Regions from separate parts of the Homo sapiens genome. Here region 1 is linked to region 2. A link is a contact called in ENCODE Hi-C or POLR2A ChIA-PET data. All regions are on one chromosome and are shown on one strand. The core of a region is the stretch at or near the end of the contact, and the rest is flanking DNA. Distances in the headings are between cores, read along the strand shown. Region 1 overlaps RUBCN (rubicon autophagy regulator). Region 2 has its middle 26 kb from the start of LINC00885.

Evidence for each region. A loop is a pair of places that touch in the nucleus more often than their neighbours do. ChIA-PET counts read pairs that join two places held with the same protein, here RNA polymerase II (POLR2A). Pooled maps may share reads with other maps.
Region 1: a loop to region 2 is called in a map with no recorded cell type, with 12 times the contacts of the local background. The contact joins two enhancer-like sites. A Hi-C loop is called at or near these places in 1 of 37 single-sample maps with no recorded cell type and 1 of 50 pooled maps. POLR2A ChIA-PET finds 5 or more read pairs at or near these places in 2 of 52 experiments (Panc1 and activated CD4-positive, alpha-beta T cell).

What each region holds. Positions count from the first base shown.
Region 1 is chr3:197,710,364-197,714,460 of GRCh38, reverse strand. The region is part of intron 2 of RUBCN (rubicon autophagy regulator); the gene reads left to right. Among named protein-coding and RNA genes, the nearest start is that of RUBCN, 24 kb to the left of the region's middle. RefSeq lists enhancers at 1,751-2,120, 1,829-2,123, 1,844-2,464. Within about 2 kb of position 2,005, at least 39 of the 41 ENCODE cell types and tissues checked have a DNase peak (open chromatin) inside an H3K27ac peak, as active enhancers do.
Region 2 is chr3:196,114,395-196,117,899 of GRCh38, reverse strand. No RefSeq gene overlaps it. Among named protein-coding and RNA genes, the nearest start is that of LINC00885, 26 kb to the left of the region's middle. Within about 2 kb of position 1,984, at least 3 of the 41 ENCODE cell types and tissues checked have a DNase peak (open chromatin) inside an H3K27ac peak, as active enhancers do.

The sequences.
Region 1 (4,097 bases), core at 756-3,255, 1.6 Mb before region 2:
TAGACTCAGCTACTCCGGAGGCTGAGCTGGGAAGATTGCTTAAGCCTGGGAGGTTGAGGCTCCAGTGAGCTATGATTGTGCCACTGCAGCCTAGAGGGAGACCCTGTCTCAACAAAAAAAGCAAACCCAAAACAGCAAAAAGCACCATCCTAGGACTGAGGAGGCAACATTGTATCATAGACTGACAAAAGTCTTTGGAGTCAGTTAGAACCTAGATCAGAATCTAGACTCATTGCTCACATCCATGGGAAATAAAGTGACGTAGCAGTTAAAATTACGGACTTTTGAATCAGACTGCTCACATTTTAATCTCAGCTTCACCATTAACTGAGTGGTGCTGGGCAAATTATATAACTCTTTTGTCTTTGTATTCTCTTTTTTTTTTGATACAGAGTCTCGCTCTGTCGCCCAGGCTGGAGTGCAGTGGCGTGATCTCAGCTCACTGCAAGCTCTGCCTCCCGGGTTTACGCCATTCTCCTGCCTCAGCCTCCCGAGTAGCTGGGACTACAGCGCCCGCCACCACGCCCGGCTAATTTTTTTTTGTATTTTTAGTAGAGACAGGGTTTCACCGTGTTAGCCAGGATGGTCTTGAACTCCTGAGCTCATGATTCGCCCACCTCAGCCTCCCAAAGTGCTGGGATTACAGGCATGAGCCACCGTGCCTGGCCTGGAATTTTTTTTAATGCAGTTCTGCCGTATGCCCTTCTCTCTTCTTACTCTGTGTATTTTCCTGAAGCAGTTTCATCTGCTCACATTGCACGATCACTCACCCATTGATGACCCCCACCTCAGGGTTCAGCAGGTTCACCTCTCTGCTGAACTCTAAATCCAGAAGATTAGCTGTCTCCTGTACCTTACTGTCTGGCTGTCTTTCAGGCCCGAGCACAACATTACCAAAACTAAACTTATGTTCTCTCATGAGATTGCCCTTCTTCCTATTTGTGGCATTGACCTGCTCAGTCTCCCAAGTCAGAAACTTGGGAATCCTGCCAGTGTGTTTTACAGAAACTCAGTGCAAGTTTCCCAGGCTGCTGACCAAAATAGCTACCAGATGAGTGGCACTGCCACTCAATGGGTCAGGTACTTGTGTCCTAATAGCAAATGGGTTCTTCTCTTGGCCCTGTTACTAATATTAAACTGTCATCTAGAGTAATCACTTAACCATATTACAAGACAGTTTCACTATCTGTGCCTGAAAGAGAAATGGAAGTCAAATCAATGAGAATCTCAAATGAAAGCTGCTTGATAAATGCAAAACACTATTCACATATCTTGTTATAGTTATTAAGAGTGATAATATCTGGCTAGGCACAGTGGCTCATGCCTGTAATCCCAGCGCTTTGGGAGACTGAGGCGGGCAGATCACCTGAGGTCAGAAGTTTACGACCAGCCTGACCAACATGGTGAAACCCCATCTCTACTGAAAATACAAAATTAGCCGGGCGTGGTGGTGCATGCCTGTAATCCCAGCTACTCGGGAGGCTGAGGCAGGAGAATCGCTTGAACCTGGGAGGTGGAGGTTGCAGTGAGCTGAGATTGCACCATTGCACTCCAGCCTGGGTGACAAGAGCGAAACTCCATCTCAGAAAAAAAAAAAAAGTGATAATATCTGTGAAAGTATCTGGTCATCAGAATGAAAAATATCAAAGCATATGATCATCTGCAAAATAGCAGTAGTATTTTTAATTTTTTTATTTGTTTTTATTTTATCTTTTCTCTCTCCTTTTTTACATGCCTCCTATCCTGAGAACCCCAGTAGTGTTAGTAATCAGAAGCAGAGCTAATCAGGCAGATTTGTCATATGGACACACACACATTTAGCAACTGCAGGCTCTAGTGGGAAGAATCAAAAGATCCGTGCCGGTTTCCTTGCTGCTCTGTTCTGCCTGGTAAAGATCTGAGAATTAAAGTCTGCGTCAAGAACTTGTTTTTCGCTTTCATTTCCTCCCTCTGAAAGATGAGGGCTTTCAAAGGTTTCAGGCTGCTGCGTCATCACCGAGCTATTCTGGGTGTTGTGCCCTCGTCAGGAGGAGGGGCTGATACAGTGATTCATGCTGCTCATGTCCCCTCTGGGCTCTCAGGAGGATGCGTTATGGAATGTGAATTGTATTTTTAAAAATTCACTCAGGGCCTTAGGAAAGCTGTAACATCATGATCGTATTCTTAGAGGGATCTCATTTTTCTTGACAGCTGCATCTGGGCTACCTTTTTAGTCCTTCCAGAAGGCAAGGCATATTTGATAGCCTCTTTTCTGTTGCTTAGAAATGTGGAGACATTTAGCCCCTGAGATTGCTCAGCTGAATAGGAGAAGTGAAAGGATTCCTCCTTTTGCCACAATCAAGAAGAAACTAGTTCTTGGCAGCATAGATGGTCCAATTAAAAAAAAATCAATAATGAAAAAAAGACCTCTGTGGTTTTTTTCTGAATATGTAATGTAGGTAATATATTTTCTTTGTTGAAAATTCAGAAAATACCTAAAAGACTTTAGAAGAAAGTAAATATCACCCATAATCCCAACACCAAGCGATAGTCACCACTCTAACATTGAGGTATATTTTCTGCTTTTTTCTATGTATTTATGTGTTTTAAAAAAAACATTAAGGTTGTACTATATATATCACTCTATAACTTGAAAAATATTTAATTTTTGAACACTGTATTTTACGTAGCTAGATAATCAAAAAAGTATAAAACTATACAGTGAAAAGTCTTGCTCCCTTCTGATCACATAAAAAACTACCATTTACTAGTTTCCTTACAGAGAATTTTTTTTTTTAATTAAAAATTTTTTTTAAAGACAGGGTCTCACTATGTTGCCCAGGCTGGTCTCAAGCTCCTGGCCTCAGGCAGCCTCCCAGCTTGGCTCCCAAGGTGCTGGGATTACAGGCATGAGCCACCATGCCCAGCCCTTCCAGAGAATTTTTATGCTTATAAAAGCAATTACCAATGATTTTCTTTGCTATACCTGCAAGTTTTTAAATATAAATAATAGCATACTGTAGTAACTATTCTGTATCTTGCCTTTTTCACTTAATATGTTTTGTAATTCATCCGAAATCATTACATAGAGAGCTTCTTCATTCTTTCTTACAGCTGTCATTTTATAATATTCCATTGTACGTATGTACCATCACTTATTTAGCCAGTCCCCTGGTGAATGGATATTTAGATTGTTTCCAATCATTTGCTATTAGTAACAGTGCTTGTGTATAAATAATTTTGCCCTTTACCGTAGGATAAATTCCTAGAATTCTTAAAGGGCATGTGCATTTGATATTTTGATAGCTATTGCTAAATTACTCTCCAGGAAGTTATGTATATAAATATCCTCACCAGAGGCCAGGCGTGGTGGCTCACGCCTGTAATCCCAGTACTTTGGGAGGCCAAGGCAGGTGGATCACGAGGTCAGGAGTTTGAGACCAGCCTGGCCAATATGGTGAAACCCTGTCTCTACTAACAATACAAAAATTAGCTGGGCTTAGTGGCATGTGCCTGTAGTCCCAGCTGCTTGGGAGGCTGAGGCAGGAGAATCACTTGAACCCAGGAGGCAGGAGGCAGAGTTTGCAGTGAGCCAAGATCACACAACTGCATTCCAGCCTGGGCGACAGAGCAAGACTCCATCTCAAAAAAAAAAAAGTAAAAGATTACACTTCTCTTAGCATGAAAAGATATTATAAGTGTCATTGAATTTTTTTCCCTGTGAACTTTTTCCTATTTTATTCCTATTTTCAGTAGATTTAGTCTTTTCCTACTGATTTATAGATATTCTTTATTTATTGAGGAAATTAGTCCTTTGTAATGGGAGTTGCAAATATTTTTTCCTAGTTTGTCTGTTGACATTTCTTTCTTTTTTTTTTTTTTTGAGATGGAGTTTCACTCGTTACCCAGGCTGGAGTGCAATGGCACAATCCCAGCTCACCGCAGCCTCTGACTCTGGGGTTCAAGCGATTCTCCTGCCTCAGCCTCCCAAATAGCTGGGATTACAGGCATGTGCCACCATGCCCAGCTAATTTTGTATTTTTAGTAGAGATGGGGTTTCACCATGTTGGTCAGGCTGGTCTTGAACTCCTGACCTCAGGTGATCCACCCGCCTCAGC
Region 2 (3,505 bases), core at 735-3,234:
TTCCCGCCTCAACTTAGCCACACTAGCTCCACACGCTTTGTCTGTCTTGGGTGCTGGTTTTTGTTTTCAGAATAGTGTATATAACACACATAAATGGTTTAAAGAATTAGAACATATTTTGTATGCAAATAATTTTTTGATTATGTATGTTAAAATGTTTGTAGCTTGATTTTTGCTTTCTTTATGGAATCTTTTAATAAATATCAATTCTGAGTTTTAATAGAATAAAATTTATCAATAATTTTCTTGTATGGCTTGCACATTTTATGTCTGATTTTGAAAATCACTTCCAGCCAGGCATGGTGGCTCACAACTGTAATCCCAGCATTTTGCGAGGCCGAGGTCCATCTCTACTTAAAAACAAAAACAGGGCCGGGCGCGGTGGCTCACACCTGTAATCCCAGCACTTTGGGAGGGTGAGGGATCATGAGGCAGGGAGATCACAAGGTCAGGAGACCATCGAGACCAGCCTGGCCAACATGGTGAAACCCCGTCTCTACTAAAAATACAAAAAATTAGCTGGGTGTAGTGGTGGGTGCCTGTAATCCCAGCTACTCGGGAGGCTGAGGCAGGAGAATCGCTTAAACCCACAAGGCAGAGGTTGCAGTGAGCCAAGATCACGCCACTGCACTCCAGCCTGGGTGACAGAGCAAGACTCTGTCTCAAAACACAAACAAACAAAAACACAAAAAACTGGAGTCTCTGAGCCTACTCTGGCTCAGGAGGCTGCCAACAAAAAAAAAAAAAAGTGGGGGGTGGGAAAGGAAAAAATCATTTACTATCCCAACGTAATAAGATACTTTTCTATTTAGTTTTTTTCTAAAAGGCTTATAATTTGGACTTTCCCATTCACATCGTTAAATCTCCTGGCATTTTATTTTTATGTTTGAGGTGATATAGGGAAGATGCTTGTGATATCTATTATACTCAGTTATGGGCAATGTTTGTACTCTCTAAACTCACTCAGGTACTACACAAACAAAGCTTACTTCCTTCAATTCAATTGTGTAAGGTTTTATTTAGTATCTGTTGTGGGATTATCTAGAAGCAGGGTAGGCCCTGTATAAGGAAAAAAAATAAAATTATGGATTGCTAAAGTTTTGAATCATTAATTAGGAAGGTAATGTGAAGGGGACAATCACATATTTTCTGGCATCCTGATCTATCGTATTTACATAGAAAGAGAGGCGTATATAGGTTCTGGGGCTGATTTATTGTTTTCACATAGAAAGAGAGGCGCATATAGGTTCTGGGGCTGATTTATTGTTTTCACATAGAAAGAGATGCGTATATACGTTCTCTGGCTGATTTATTGTTTTCACAGAGAAAGAGAGGCATATATAGGTTCTCTGGCTGATTTATTGTTTTCACAGAGAAAGAGAGGCATATATAGGTTCTGGGGCTGATTTATTGTTTTCACAGAGAAAGAGAGGCGTATATAGGTTCTTTGGCTGATTTATCGTTTTCACATAGAGAGGTGTATATAGGTTCTGTGACTGATTTATTGTTCTCACATAGAAAGAGAGGCATATATAGGTTCTGTGGCTGATTTATTGTTCTCATATCGAAAGAGAGGCGTATATAGGTTCTCTGGCTGATTTATTGTTTTCACATAGAAAGAGAGGTGTGTATAGGTTCTGGGGCTGATTTATTGTTTTCACATAGAAAGAGAGGCGTATATAGGTTCTCTGGCTGATTTATTGTTTTCACATAGAAAGAGAGGCGTGTATAGGTTCTGGGGCTGATTTATTGTTTTCACATAGAAAGAGAGGCGTATATAGGTTCTGGGGCTGATTCATTGTTTTCACAGAGAAAGACAAGTGTATATAGGTTCTGGGGCTGATTTATTGTTTTCACATAGAGAGGCGTATAGAGGTTCTGGGGCTGATCTGTTTTCACAGAGAAAGACAGTTGTATATAGGTTCTGTGGGCCTTTGGGGGTTCCCATTCTCACTTCCTTTCTTATGAGTGTGGTGAGCATTGGGGTGTGGGGGTGAGTCTCAGGTTTTTGTTTACATTCAAATATGTTACTTTTCTTTTGCTGCAGAGATATGCTATGGTCCAGAAATTTTTCTTAAGATCCTTCAATGATCCTCTACTTTTTCACAAGTAGAGATGGGTGTTTCAGAACAAGTACGGTACTGTGTGGCTAGTTGCTTCTACCACTGCTGTGAGCATGGTCAAAATTAACCAGGCCATGCTTGGGTCACGTCAAACAATGGGCTTACCATAAGCCTCCCATCGTCACTCTTAAAAAACACTCCAAGCCGATAGCCCGTCATGTTTGAATTTGTAAAGGCAACTAACTTGGGAAGTTCTTTCTCATCCAATGTGAAAAATTCCTTTTCTTCTTAAATCACTATTGCGTATGTTTCAGCAGAGGTTTTTTTGTTGTTGTTGTTGTTGATAACCTATAAATACATACGGAGGCTTCTAAAAGGCCTTTGTGGTCCCTGGGGAGCCATACTCTTAATGCAACAAAAATAGCACTTAAAAAATACATACATATATATATATATAATTATTACATGTAAAAAATAGAAAAGGGAACAAAAATTAGTTGGCATGGTGGCATGCACCTGTAATCCCAGCTACTCAGGAGGCTGAAGCAGGAGAATTACTCGAACCTGGGAGGTGGAGGTTGCAGTGAGCCAAGATCGCACCATTGCACTCCAACCTGGGTGACAGAGCGAGACTGTCTCAAAAAATAAAATAAAAAATAAAAAAGGGAAAAAAAGGAACGTGTCCTCATGCCTCTTTCCAGTCAATTCCTGCTGCTCCCAGTACCCACCTCCTCAGCAAAAGGCAACCACTTTGCAGCTTGCACTTTTTTTTAAGGCAGAGTCTCTCTCTCAGTGGCAAGAACACAGCTTATTGCAGCCTCAACCTCGTGGGCTCAAGTGATCCACCTGCCTTGGCCTTCAGCTAGCTGCAGCTATCCTTCTTCAAAAGGACTCAATGGACCTCGGTTTGTGTATCCATACATGATGAGGAGGGATGAGATGGCCTGCAAAGATCCTGCTTTAGGAAGCTCTGATGCTCAAGGGGCCCACGTGGGCAAATAAATATAATGATGTGCATAAACCTAAACATATTTTTATAAATAACCAACCAATAGTTCATGGTGGGTAGCTCCAGTAAACAAAAAAGAAAAAAAGAAAAGAACCACGCAAGGGTACTGAGGGAGAGGCACCACAGACCAATAAATCCTTGCAAAAGAACAGCTGCTTTGGGCAGGCGCAGAGGCTCACGTCTGTAATCTCAGCAATTTGGGAGGCCAAGGTGGGCTGATCAGTTGAGCCTGGGACTTCAAGACCAGCCTGGGAAACATGGTAAAATCCTGTCTCTACAAAATATAAATTAGCAGGGTGGGTGTGATGGTGTGTGCCTGTAGTCCCAGCTATTCGGGAGGCTGAGGTGGGAGGATGGCTTGAGCCCAGATGTCGAGGCTCCCAAGTTCACGCCACTGCACTCCAGCCTGGGTGAGTGAGACCCTGTCTCAAAA